2 separate regions of the Homo sapiens genome follow, and region 1 is linked to region 2. A link is a contact called in ENCODE Hi-C or POLR2A ChIA-PET data. All regions are on one chromosome and are shown on one strand. Each heading gives the region's core, a stretch centred on a gene start or an enhancer-like site at or near the end of the contact. The rest is flanking DNA. Distances are from core to core; before and after follow the strand shown. Region 1 has its middle 4.2 kb from the start of TYROBP. Region 2 holds the start of ALKBH6 (alkB homolog 6).

Region 1 (7,167 bases), core at 2,747-5,246, 100 kb after region 2:
CAAAACATCATCTCTATGAAAAATATAAAAATTAGCTGGGCATGGTGATGCGCACCTATAGTCCCAGCTACTTGGGAGGCTAAAGTGGGAGGATCGCTTGAGCCCAATAAGTTGAGGCTGTAGTGAGCCATGATTGCACCACTGCACTCCAGCCTGCGTAACAGAGCAAGACCCTTTCTCCAATAAAAAGATAAGTAAAAATAGTTCATTCCTTTTTATTGCTGAGTAGTATCCCACCGTGTGGATCTCAAAAAAATGGATAAACAACTTGTTTATCCATTCATCCAGTGAAGAACCATTCGGTTGTTTCCAGTTTGGGGCAATTATGAACAAAGCCACTATTAATATATGGTACTGGTTTTTGTATAAACTCACGTTTTCACTTCTCTTTGGTAAATACCTAGGAGTGGGAGTGTTGGGTTGTATGGTGTGTTTATGTTTAAATTTCTTAGAAATTGCCAAACTTCCCCCAGTGTCTGATGCAAATGACAGAAGCCTTCACAGAAGGTCCCAGATCACTTTAGCAGTGGAGCTGAGGTGTTTGCTCCCCAAGGCAGGAGTAGGATCTGATCTGTGTAGCTCAGGGACTGATTTCTTGGACCTCCTAGAGATTCAGTGGGTTCCCTAATGTCATTGAACACATCACACATCCCCTTCTTTTTTTTTTTTTTTTTTTGAGATGGAGTCTCACTCTGTTGCCTAGGCTGGAGTGCAGTGGCGCAATCTCGGCTCACTGCAAGCTCCGCCTCCTGGGTTCACGCCATTCTCCTGCCTCAGCCTCCCGAGTAGCTGGGACTACAGGCACCCACCACCATGCCTGGCTAATATTTTTGTATTTTTAGTAGAGACAGGGTTTCACCGTGTTAGCCAGGATAGTCTGGATCTCCTGACCTTGTGATCTGCCCACCTCAGCCTCCCAAAGTGCTGGGATTACAGGCGTGAGCCACCGCCCCCAGCCTCTTTTTTTTCTTTTCTTTTCTTTCTTTTTGTCTCTCTTTCTTTCTTCTTTCTTTTCTTTCCTTCTTTCTTTCTCTCTCTCTCCCTCCCTTCCTTCTTCCTTCCTTTTTTCTTTCTCTTGAAACAGGGTCTCCTTCTGTCACCCAGGCTGGAGTGCAGTAGTGCCACGATAGCTCACTGCAACCTCCAATCCCTGGGTTCAGGCAACCTTCCTGCTTCAGACTCCTGAGTAGCTGGGACCACAAGTGTGCTCCACCACGCCTAGCTAATTTAAAACAATTTTGGGGGCCAGGCATGGTGGCTGATGCCTGTAATCTCAGAACTTTAGGAGGCTGAGGTGGGAGGATCGCTTGAGGCCAGGAGTGTGAGAACAGCCTGGCCAACATGGCGAAACCCTGTCCCTACTAAAAAAATACAAAAATTAGCCAGGTGTGGTGGCTCATGCCTGTAATCCCAGCTACTTGGGAGGCTGAGGCAGGAGAATCGCTTGAATCTGGGACGGGGAGGCTGCAATGAGCCGAGATCGAGCCACTGCACTCCAGCCTGGGCGGCAGAGAGAGACTCCATCTCAAAAAAAAAAAAAAAAAAAAAAAAAAAATTTGGGCCAGGCAGAGTGGCTCACGCCTGTAATCTCAGCACTTTGTGAGGCTGAGGCAGGCGGATCAGTTGAGGTCAGGAGTTCGAGATCAGCCTGACCAACATGGTGAAAGCCCATCTGTATGAAAAATAGAAAAATTAGGCCAGGCACAGTTGCTCACGCCTCTAATTCCAGCACTTTGGGGGGCTGAGGAGGGTGGATCACCAGAGGTCAGGACTTTGAGAACAACCTGACCAACATGGTGAAAGCCCACCTGTACTAAAAATACAAAAAACTATCCGGGCGTGGTGGTGGGTGCCTGTAATCCCAGCTACTCAGGAGGCTGAGGCATGAAAATTGCTTGAACCCAGGAGGCGGAGGTTGCAGTGAGCTGAGATCGTGCCACTGCACTCCAGCCTGGGTAACAGAATGAGACTCTGTCTCAAAAAAAAGAACAATTTTTGTAAATATGGTATCTTGCTATGTTTCTCAGGCTGATCTTGAACTTCTGGCCTCAAGAGATCCTCTCACCTTAGTCCCCTAAGGCACTGAGATGACAGGTGTGAGCTACTGCAGAATGTTTAAAGGAAACAACCGACTATTTTCCAAAGCGGTTGCTCTATTTTTCATTTCCACCGGCAGTGTCTGAGATTTCCAACTGCTCCACATTTCTGCTGACACTCGATAGGGTCAGTCTTTTTAATTTTAGTCATTTAAGTGGGCGTGCAGTGACATTTCACTGAGGTTTCGTTTATATTTCCCTAATGACTAATAGTGCTGAGCACTTTTTCACAGGCTTCCTGGCCATTCATGTCTCTTCTTCTTCTTCTTCTTTTTTTTTTTTTGAGATGGAGTCTCACTTTTGTCGTCCAGGCTGGAGTGCAATGGCTTGATCTCAGCTCACTACAACCTTTGCCTCCAAGGTTCAGGTGATTCTCCTGCCTCAGCCTCCCAAGCAGCTGGGATTACAGATGCCTGCCACCGTGCCTGGCTAATTTTTGTATTTTTAGTAGAGATGGGGTTTCACCATATTGGCCAGGCTGGTCTTGAACTCCTGACCTCAGGTGATCTGCCCGCCTTGGCCTTCCAAAGTGTTGGGATTACAGGCGTGAGCCACCACGCTGGCTTTTTTTTTTTTTTTTTGATGGAGTCTTGCTCTGTTGCCCAGGCTGGAGTGCAGCGGTGCGATCTCGGCTTACTGAAACCTCTGTCTCCTGGGTTCAAGGGATTCTCCTGCTTCAGCCTCCTGAGTAGATGGAATTATAGGAAACTGCCACCACGCCCAGATAATTTTTGTGTTTTTAACAGAGATGTGGTTTCACCATATTTGCTGGGCTGGTCTCGAACTCCTTACCTCAGGTGATCCGCCCACCTTGGCCTCCTAAAGTGCTGGGATTACAGGAGTGAGCCACCACGCCCGGCCTTCACGTCTCATCTTTAGTGAAGTGTCTGTTCAAATGTTTTGGTCACTTAAAAATTAGGCTATTTGTCTGATTTTTAAATTAAATTAATTAATTTTTTTCTTTTTTGAGACAGGGTCTCACTCTGTGGCCCAGGCTGGACTGCTGTGGCACAATCAAAGCTCACTGTAGCTTCTGCCTCCCCAGGCTCAGGTGATCCTCCCACCTCAGCCTCCCTAGTAGCTAGGACTACAGGTAGGTGCCACCATGCTGGGCTAATTTTTGTATTTTTTGTAGAGCTGGGATTTTGCCCTGTTGCTCAGGCTGGTCTCAAACTTCTGGGCTCAAGCAATTCACCTGCCTCAGCTTCCCAAAGTGCTGGGATTTACAAGCTTGAGCCATCACGCCTGGCTCCCAGGCTGGTCTTGAAATCCTGAGGTCAAGTAATATGCCTGCCTTGGTGTCCCAAAGTGTTGGCATGACAGGCGTGAGCCACCATGCCCAGCCTATTTTTAAAAATATAATTAGAGCTGGGCACGGTGGCTCACGCCTGTAATCCCAGCACTTTGCGAGGCGGAGGCAGGTGGATCACCTGAGGTTGCGAGTTCGAGACCAGCCTGACCAACATGGAGAAACCCCATCTCTACTAAAAATACAAAATTAGCCAAGCATGGTGGCGTATGCCTGTAATCCCAGCTACTCGGCAGGCTGAGGCAGGAGAATTGCTTGAACCCGGGAGGTGGAGGTTGCAGTGAGCGGAGATCGCGCCACTGCACTCCAGCCTGGGCGACAAGAGCAAAACTCCATCTCAAAAAAAAAAAAAAGAATTAGAGACAGGGTCTCGTTATGTTGCCCAGGCTGGTTTTGAACTCCTGGCCTCAAGCGATCCTTCTGCCTTGGCCTCTATTCATCTGATGTTTTACAAAGCTTCCAGCTGCTTTGAGGAGGACAGGCTGTGGAGGGGCCAGTGTGGAAGCTGGGAGAGTGGGGAGGGACTGTAGCTTCCACAGAAGTGAGCTGGTCACAGGCCAACACACTACCTGGTTTCTGGGAAAGTCAGCGTTGGCTTCCCCAACTCTTGGCCTGCTGCCCAGAGAGGGTGAGACACTCACCTCTTGATCTTGTGTGGAGGCCCTCAGCTCAGCTTCCAGGAGTCTGGCAGTGTCTTGGGGCAGCGCCTTGTTGCTGGGTGCCCTGAATCTCAGCTTCTTCCTTCATCCAAAGAGGGAGGGTTTTTTTGTTTTGTTTTGTTTTGTTTATTTTGAGACGGAGTCTTGCTCTGTTGCCCAGGCTTGAGTGCAGTGGTGCGATCTCGGCTCACTGCAACCTCTGCCTCCCAGGTTCAAGCGATTCTCCTGCCTTAGCCTCCTGAGTAGCTGGGATTACAGATGTGTACCACCACGCCTGGCTAATTTTTGTATTTTTTAGCAGGGACGGGGTTTCACCATGTTGGCCAGGATGGTCTCAAACTCCTGACCTCAAGTGATCCACCCGCCTCAGTCTCCCAAAGTGGTGGGATTACAGGTGTGAGCCACTATGCCTGGCCAAAGAGAGTGTTTTATCCGTCCTCTAGCCCAGAGGCCAGCCCAGACCTGCCACCTGTGGTCTGCATCAGCACAGTTGTATTGGTTGCTAAAATGTTGAAACATTCCACTTCTGGTTAGTAAAGAGCCCACATAGCCCACAGATGTCTGCTACCACCCGAGTCCATTCTTTGGGGACCCCTTGGACTTTCCCACATCTCAGCAACTAAAGGTGGCGCTCTAGGACCCTGATTCCAGCCCCTATGGCCACATCCGTATGACTGGATGGTGCTTGGGGAATATCTTCTGGGGACAGCCCAGGCCTGGCTGAAGTGGGGAGGATGAGACTAGGAGGCTGATGCTGAAGGACTGAGGGAGGATTTTTTTTTTTTTTCTGAGTCAAAGTCTCACTCTTGTCATCCAGGCTGGAGTGCAATGGCATGATCTTGGCTCACTGCAACCTCTGCCTCCCAGGTTCAAGCGATTCTCCTGCCTCAGCCTCCCAAGTAGCTGGTATTACAGGCGCCTGCCACCATGTCTGGCTAGTTTTTGTATTTTTAGTAGAGACAGGGTTTCACCATGTTGGCCAGGCTGGTCTCAAACTCCTGACCTCAGGTGATCCACCCTCCTTGGCCTCCTAAAGTCCCAAAATCCAAAATCACGCCTGGGATTACAGGTGTGAGCCACTGCACCTGGCTGAGGGAGGATTTTTATCAAGCTAAGCTGAGAACTCGAGACTGGACATACTAATTTTTAGCATGGAACATATCCAAGTCACACGGTACCGAAGTATGTTCGCAGCAGTGAATCCATAGGGGTCTGCAGCAACCTCAATCCTTGCCTCCTCAAAAAAGAATTTGACCAAGGGACATAAGGCAGAGTGAGAAACCAAGGTAAGTTTTAGAGCAGGAGTGAAAGTTTATTATTATTATTATTATTATTATTATTATTATTATTATTATTATTATTTTGAGACTGAGTTTCGCTTTTGTTGCCCAGGCTGGAGTGCAATGGCGCAATCTCTGCTCACTGCAACCTCTGCCTCCTGGGTTCAAGCGATTCTCCTGCCTCAGGCTCCTGAGTAGCTGGAATTACAGGCACGCGCCACCACGCCAGGCTAATTTTGTATTTTTTAGTAAAGACCGAGTTTCTCCATATTGGTCAGGCTGGTCTCGAACTGCCGACCTCAGGGGATCCGCCCACCTCGGTCTTCCAAAGTGTTGGATTACAGGCGTGATCCACCGCGCTTGGCCCTTTATTATTATTATCATTATTTTGAGACAGAGTCTTGCTGTGTCGCCCAGGCTGGAGTGCAGTGGCGCGATCTCAGCTCACTGTAACCTCCACCTTCCAGGTTCAAGGTATTGTCTTGCCTCAGCCTTCTGAGTAGCTGGGACTACAGGTGCCCACCACCATGCCCAGGTAATTTTTTGTATTTTTAGTAGAGACCGGGTTTCACCATGTTGGCCAGGATGGTCTCGATCTCCTGACCTCGTGATCCGCCCGCCTCAGCCTCCCAAAGTGCTGGGATTACAGGCATAAGCCACCGTGCCCAGCCTAATTTTTAGTAGAGATGGGGTTTCACCATGCTGGCCGGGCTGGTCTTGAACTCAACCAGGCATTATTCTAATAGACCTCACAATATCCTCACAAATATCCCAGCAGCCTGGCCTCCCTGCTCCAGTCCCTGCCTCCACAGTCTGCTCCCCACCTGCGGCCGGAGGGAACCTGTGAACCCCTGAGTCAGGTCAGGGCCCTCCTGGCTCAGAGCCCTGCTCTGGTCTCTGACTGCCCCCTCGCCCACTCTGCTCCAACACATTGGGTGGCCTGGTGTGCCCGGGAGGACCTACAGGGTCTGTTCCCTCCATGCTCGCTCTAGACACAATGGGAGAGGCTTGGGTTTTTAAGGGAGGGGACTCAGCCAGGCCTGAACAGTGGTGACCGTGGGCTGAGCTGGGACCTGACCCTCCTCCAGGCTCCAAATCTCCTCTCCTCCCTTCCCCCACAGGCCACTGGGCATCTGCCCTGTGACCAGAATCCAGTTTCCCCTTTTTTCTCCTAAGCCCAGGCCCAAGGAGCGGTGGGTGTGACGTGTGGATGGGGGAGGGGGGCTTCCTGCAGCTGTCTCATCCTCCAGCACCCTAACCTCAGGTTCCTCCTTCCCCAGCCCCAGGCTCCAGCTGGGGGCTAGAAGTCCCCGTCTCCTTGGGGTGGCCTCCCTTGGGCCTTGCTCCCAGCCACTTCCTCATTCAGCAGGAGAGCCAGCCACCTGCCTCTCCCCAAGCCGCCAGCCGTGCCTCTGTGTCTGTGCCACTGCCTTACTCTCACCTTTCTCAGCTTTGCCGCTGTTTTCTCCTTCCCCATCTTTCATCTTTGTTTTTCCCCCTGACTCTTCCCTAGTCAAAAACCTGATTTTGGGTCTTGGGTTCCATTTCCACCTTGATTTGCTGTGCAGCCTTAGGCAAGCGTCTCTACCTCTCTGAACAATGGGGATGATAAGAGCATGTGCCCTAGAAGGGCATTGCGGGGACTGAATGATTTAACGCTTGGGACAGAGTGCCTGCATGTCATTAGTGCCCACATGCTGCTGGCTCTTTTAATATCCTTTAAACAGCACAAGTTTCTGATGATTAAATAATCATCATCATAGCTGATGCTTTTAAAAAGCTGACAAGGGTCAGACCCTGGTCTAGGAACTTTAATTCATTTA
Region 2 (6,606 bases), core at 1,728-4,227:
ACATGAGGTTGAGCAGATACTGGGGACAGGGATAGTCACTGGGGGACATGGTGGGAATTATGGACAAGAGGCCCAGATGGGTATTGGGAATGTAGGATCCAGGTGGGGACTGGAGACATGGGGAGGTATTAATGAGAAGGGGTCTGGATGGGTATTGAGGACACAGGTGGTCTGTCATCCCCTCACTTGACATCCTGCCCTCCTCTTCAGTGACGCAGCCCAAACGCACCTTCACCACAGTCCGGACCCCAAAGGACATTGCATCAGAGAACTCCATTTCCAGGTGTGTGGCCAACCCCTGTCCCCTCTCCTATGTGACATTCAGGGAGAGGGATCCATAAGGCAGTTGGACCCAGAGGTCTGGAGCTCTGGTCAGGGCTGGAAAGAGAGGTTAGGAAAACTTGTGACTTGTAAGCATACCCAGAAACAGTCTTTAGGGTGTAGGGCCCCGCACTGAATTCTAGTGAATTCCACTTTCGGGTGGGCCGGTAAAGGAAGCAGAACACCCTTCACTCCATACGAGCCTCAGAACAACAGCTAGAGACCGGGCGGGGTGGCTCATGCCTTTAATCCCAGCACTTTGGGAGGCCAAGGCAGGCGGATCACCTGAGGTCAGGAGTTCAAGACCAGCCTGGCCAACATGGTGAAACCCCGTCTCTACCAAAAACACAAAAGTTAGCCGGACACAATGGCATACACCTGTAGTCCCAGCTACTCGGGAGGCTGAGACAGGAGAATTGCTTGAACCTGGGAGGCAGAGGTTGCAGTGAGCCGAGATCGTGCCATGGCACTCCAGCCTGGGTGACAGAGTGAGACTCCATCTCAGAAAACAAACAAACAAACAAACCACAGCCAGAGAGGTAGAGGCAGAATCCAGAAAGGCCTGATAGCAAACACTGGGGGAAAGGCTGGGGGTGATGGGTGCAGATGTCCCCGCTGCCTGCCTAAGGGCGTGACCCTGTCATCCTCCTTTCCAGGTTGCTGTTCTGCTGCTGGTTCCCCTGGATGCTGAGGGCGGAGATGCAGTCTTAGAGGCCCTGGACACCTGACAAAGAGACAGAGTCCCCACTAGCATCTCCTGACACCCGAGGAGCCCTGAGTCACCCTGAGATAGAGATTCCCAGTAACACATCCAGAGTAGAGACCCCTGTTAGCCAGCCCTCGATCATTGAGGCCCCATTATTAACAGATACTCCCATAATAACCCCCAAATACAGACCCCATGTCACCCAGAAAGAGATTCCCTGAGTAGCACCTTCAGGCTAGTCCCTATCCCCAACCCCTCAGAGCAGATTCCCAGATTAACAGATTTCCATATCACCCCAAATGATGGTGACCCTCTCCACATAATGCATTACAACAGAACATTCTTGAATCACCCAACCCTGGATCAGAAACCTCCCCATTAACAAACACTGCCCCTTAAGTCCTCTTGAAATAAACATAGGTCACACCCCCAAAGCAAAAGAGTAACAGACATTCATGTCATTGTTCCCCATTTAACATCAGTCCTCTCAAGATGTCGTGACCCCATGGTCACCCTGAAGCCCTTAGATTCCAACCCCTCAATCAGAGACTTCCTTCATTAACAAAGACCCTTGTTCTTATCCCTCAAGAAGAAACCCACCATAACCAGCCCACTGTCACCCCTAATTTACAGACACCAAAACAGTCCTGGAAGTGCTAATTACAGGACCCCCCAAGTCTTCCTACCCTCTGCACCCTCAAGAAACCCCCAGTGCCTTGTATGAAGCCCACCCCACATGGCCCACAGCTCCTGTGCTGGCCAGACTCCCAGAAAATTCTCTATTTTTTAAGTAACGACTTCCCCCTTTGGGGGACCCCAAAATTTGGAGGCCCCATTCTAGGACTCTGGGGATCCCAAACCCTAGAGTACACACGTCCCAAACTCCCCTGTGCCCTCAAGTCCTACAGCCCCTAGAAGACCCCAATGCCGTAACTCCTAGGACCCCCAAATCATGGAATCCCAAATCCCCAGGGAATCCCAAATTTGAAAATCCAATCCCAAGTCCCCAGGAAACCCAATCATGAGGTCCTTGTGCCTGGTATGGAGGAGACTGCAGTCAGGATATGCATTCCAGGCTCCCAGACACCTCAAGCCCTATTCACAGGCACCAGGAAACCCCACACAGGAATTCCCATCCCTGGAAACTGGAGAATTTCAATGCCCCGAGTCCATGGGTTTCAAGACACCAAATTCCAAGAGCCCCAGCCCTAAGGGAACCCCAAATCCTAAAGCCTCCATCTCTAATAAATGGAAGGCCCCAAGGCCCTGAGGGGATCTCAAATCCTGGAACCCCGATTTCAATCTACGTTCTAGTCACTGGCCTCAAAGGACCCCACAGCACCTGGGCCAGACCAACAGCTCGAGGGAGAACCTGAAGGCCCAGGGGGTCCAGGGCGGACCTGGGGCCCCGACCACCAAGGACAGCTCACGACTGCCCCTTCACTGCATGTCCCCAAACTCAGCATGACTCCTGTCCTCTTCAATAAAGACGTTTCTATGGCCTCTCTGTGTCGGGTCATTGGGGGTTTCCCTTGCTGGGAGAAGACGGGAAAGGAAGTGCTTCCTTCAGTCTCACCTCCCTGCGGCGTGGGCAGGTGATGGCGCTGGCCGCGGGAAGTCCTTCTAGCAGCCTCTCATGTCTTCCCGCGGCTGTCACGGCTGCCGCCCCCGTCCCACCCATCGGGGTCCACTCCGCCAATGGCCAGGTTCAGTTCCTAAGTTCTGAGTGGCCAGTGCCAGACGACGATGCCCCGCCCACGCCCTCCTGCCAATGGCTCAGAGGCCAGGAGGCGCGGCCTATCCTTAGGCGAGCATGAAGGGGGCGGGCGAATACTGAGTGAGAGCGCCGATTGGGTGGAAGGCGGGCCCTTGAAGCCTCTGGGAGCTCCCATTGGCCTGCGGACTCTGCGTCTGTAATGTGGGGCGGAAATGGCTGGGAGGGGGATGGGGATGTTGAATTTGGAAATTGGAGGGGACGCTGGTGGACGGTCAGTTTTGGGGAGTGCTGGGGGTAGAGATGGATGTCAATAGGGCTGAAAGTGGGGATCCGGGGGAGCCCAGAGTAGGAGTCCGAGGAGGCTCAGAGCTTGGAGTCCTAAAAGGCTCGGAGTCGGGGATCTGAATGGTTCAGGGAGGGAAGAAGATTTGGGAGTCAGCCTCAGAGCTAAAGATCTCAGGGTGCTGGAGTGAAGGGGCGCTCAGGAGGGGAAATCCGAGGGGCGTCCAAATGGGGGGATCCGAGGAGGCTGAGGGTGGACATGTCTGAGGAGGCTCAGATTGGGGTCACAGGAGTGCACAGAATGGGATTCGGTGGGGGGCGGGGGTCGCTGAGTGTTGATAGCCGGGCTCACAGTTGCAGGTCTGAAGCGGGGTCTCAAGGTGTTTAAAGGGGCTCTGGAGTGCAGCCCTGGGGGCTATGTGTAGAGCTTTTGAGAAAGGCTCCCTGTGTGTGGGGCCAGAGAATGTTCTCTGTGGGAGGATTGAGAAGGCATATGTGTAGTTGGATGGGCCCTTAGTGGACAGAGTAATGGGGGATTATTCTTGGGGCTCATTGTGTCCGGGCATGGAACGTAGGGGCTCTCTGTGTGGCTTGTAAGATGCTGAAGACTCAGATTTTAGAGACCAAGTGCGTTTCAGAAGAGGGCTGAGGTGAGGCCTGGCCTGTGATGGGGTGGAATGCTGCATCATGGTGTTAGGGCGGGAGGCCTAGTGACTTCAGTATGTCCTCCCCTCCCTACAGGATTGGGTGCAAGGAGTTGGTGTTGATGGAGGAGCAGGACGCCAGAGTCCCAGCCCTGGAACCGTTCAGAGTGGAGCAGGTTGTCAGAACTCAGGGTGCAGAGGGTGAAGGAGGCAGGCTGATTCCTGAGTTCTTGGGTTGGGACTGCCCCCTTCCACCAAATTCATTCTTACTGTCAGAGTCCATTCTGGAATGGCACTGGTCCCTTGACTTTAGACCCTGACCTGTCTGAGGACATCCTGAGCCTGTCTCCAGGCATAGGGGTTGCTCTGTGATGATATGTCCTCTGTGTGGGTTGAAGGGCCACACCTTCAGGGGGTCTTTCTATCCTAGGCACCACCTGTAATCTACTATGTCCCTGACTTCATCTCCAAAGAAGAGGAGGAGTATTTGCTTCGACAGGTGACCTCAGTGCCCTACTGGTCTGTTTTCCCACTCTTCCCATATTCCTCCCCAATGTCCATCCTCTGTATGAGAGCCCCCAAGGCTGCAGTGAAGACCCCGACAGAAGGAACAAGGAAGTTACAGAGCTCATACTCCCTCTACTGAGATAGCCCAATCCTGCTAGCTTAGAGAATAGGGGGTTATAAACATAGGCTGAGATAGCCCAGTTCAGATCATTGAGACTGGGGAGTAAAGAATTTTGTATTCAGATTTCTGTGCTGAGATAGCCCAGTAAACTCTTTCCTGTGCTAAAATAGCCCAGCATAGACCCAGAGCACAATAAGGTTACCAAATACAGACCATCTACGCTGAGATGGCCCAGTCTGCATTCTGTTCTTAAGGTTTGGGGAAAGAAGAATTTTCAAAGCTCAGAGTTCCTGCCCTTTGCAGCCCCAGTGCCTAAGTTACAGAGCACAGATCTTCCCTGTGTTGGAGTAACCCACTGATCTTGAGTCCAGGAAAAAATTAGCTACAGAACACAGACTTTTTTGCTGAGATAGCCCATTCCAGACCTTTGCGTTCTTGGCATTGAAAAATCTACATATTATAGAATTCCTGGGCTGAAATAGCCCAGTACAGCTCCATAACCATGAAGGGAATGAGTAGATTATCAACTAGAGCTAGACTTGTTGGACTGAGATAGCCCATTCTAGATCATTAGGATCTTGGCAGTGGAAGATTTTCAAAGTACTTTCTTTGCTGTGCTGAGATAGCCCAGCTTTGCATACTCCCTCCCCCAGGCAATAGGAACAAGTCGGTTGCAGAACTCAAACTGTCCTCAGAGAGCCCAGGAATCAGGAATTTTTGTTTGTTTGTTTTTTGAGACAATCTTGCTCTGTCGCCCAGGCTGGACTGCAGTGGCGTGATCTCGGTTCACTGTAGCCTCCGCCTCCTGGGTTCAACTGATTCTTGTGTTTCAGTCTCCTGAGTAGCTTGGATTGCAGGCGTGTGACACCACACCGCCTCCCAGGTTCAAGCGATTCTCCTGTCTCATCCTCCCAAGTAGCTGGGATTACAGGTGCATGCCACCATGCCCAGCTAAGTTTTGTATTTTTAGTAGAGACGGGGTTTCCCCATGTTGGCCAGGCTGGTCTCGAGCTCCTGACCTCAAGTGATCTGCCCGCCTCGGCCTCCCAAAGTGCTGGGATTACAGGCATGAGCAACCAGGTTTGGCACGGAATCAGGAAATTAGAATGCAGACTATTTGCTGGGCTGAAAGAGCCCTGTCCAGCCCCAGAACTCTGAGTAGATTGTGAGACCCACAACTCTCAGACCACGGTTGTGCAGCCCTGATTCCTAAATCCTGGTAGACACAGGTGGGCTTTGGGGCCAAAGGCGTTCCCAGGAAAAAAGGCAAACCACAAAATCCTAGGAACCCACCGCCCCAGGGAATGGTCCCACAGACACAGATGACCCATTTCCATCCCGGAGGTAAAGGCCCCTATGTTGGTCTAGGTGGGAGGATCATAGAGGGGTGATCCTGAGAAAGGAGTGACCCCCTTCCCACCTCTTAGGTTTTTAATGCCCCAAAGCCAAAGTGGACCCAGCTCTCTGGGAGAAAGTTACAGAACTGGGGTAAGTATCCCTGGCTGGGGGCAGGAGTGATTCTGGGATGTAGGCTGGGGCAGGGGACTCAGGTCCAATAGACTTAAGACATCAGAGGGTCCCTGACAGCTCAAGGGGCCCCAAGAGCCAGGAGGATTCTGAAGGGGTCAGTGGAGGTCCTGAGGGATTAGGGATTTCCTGATGAGTTGGGAGTATCTGAAAGGGACCTGTGGTCTGGAGAAGTGAGGAAACCTCTGAAGGACCCAGTGGCTATCTCCAAACGGTCAGGGGTCCCTGAGAGGATCAGGGTGCTTCCAGCCACTGTGGAATCCCTAATGGGGGATCTATTGCTATAGGGGGGCCCTCAGGACCCCATTGCCTTCCCCAGGTGGGCTTCCTCATCCCCGAGGGATGGTTCCTGAGCGGCTGCCCCCATGGCTCCAGCGCTACGTGGACAAAGTGTCAAACCTCAGCCTCTTTGGAGGCCTCCCAGCTAACCATGTCCTCGTGAACCAGTATCTGCCTGGGGAGGGCATCATGGTAACCACACACCCTCGGCCCGTGTCCCCCCACTCAGACTTCTGAGCTGTGCTGGGGCAGGGGACTCTGTACCCACCCTCACTCATTAGGCAGCCACATCTCCCAAACAGGCATTCACCTCCCTGTCCCTGGCTTGGGAAGCCCCCCTTTGACCCAGAGGGTGGGGGTTGTGGACTCCTGCCCTGCCCAGCCCTGGTGCCCACTCCCTAGCCCCACGAGGACGGACCACTGTACTACCCGACTGTCAGCACCATCAGCCTGGGCTCCCACACCGTGCTGGACTTCTACGAGCCGCGGCGGCCAGAGGACG

What was found. Hi-C counts contacts between places; a loop is a spot of excess contacts on that map. ChIA-PET counts read pairs that join two places held with the same protein, here RNA polymerase II (POLR2A). Pooled maps may share reads with other maps.
Region 1: a pooled map shows a loop between it and region 2 (2.7-fold over the local background). The contact joins the enhancer-like site here to the promoter of ALKBH6 in region 2. A Hi-C loop is called at or near these places in 1 of 168 maps with a recorded cell type or tissue (naive thymus-derived CD4-positive, alpha-beta T cell), 3 of 37 single-sample maps with no recorded cell type and 10 of 50 pooled maps. POLR2A ChIA-PET finds 5 or more read pairs at or near these places in 5 of 52 experiments (CD4-positive, alpha-beta T cell, PC-9, Panc1 and 2 more).

Annotation. Positions count from the first base shown.
Region 1 is chr19:35,908,905-35,916,071 of GRCh38, reverse strand. No RefSeq gene overlaps it. Among named protein-coding and RNA genes, the nearest start is that of TYROBP, 4.2 kb to the right of the region's middle. RefSeq lists enhancers at 6,261-6,370, 6,471-6,520, 6,671-6,800. Within about 2 kb of position 3,996, at least 4 of the 41 ENCODE cell types and tissues checked have a DNase peak (open chromatin) inside an H3K27ac peak, as active enhancers do.
Region 2 is chr19:36,010,584-36,017,189 of GRCh38, reverse strand. It overlaps ALKBH6 (alkB homolog 6), which reads left to right and starts at 2,977. Exons shown (of 7, transcript NM_032878.5): 1 at 2,977-3,015; 2 at 3,768-3,846; 3 at 4,101-4,169; 4 at 5,726-5,786; 5 at 6,145-6,296; 6 at 6,507-6,606. The coding sequence starts at 3,793. It overlaps CLIP3 (CAP-Gly domain containing linker protein 3), which reads left to right. Exons shown (of 14, transcript NM_015526.3): 13 at 211-283; 14 at 978-2,530. The coding sequence ends at 1,032. LOC101927572 (a long non-coding RNA gene) reads right to left here and starts at 2,688. Exons shown (of 4, transcript NR_170988.1): 1 at 2,604-2,688; 2 at 230-378. RefSeq lists an enhancer at 2,488-2,587.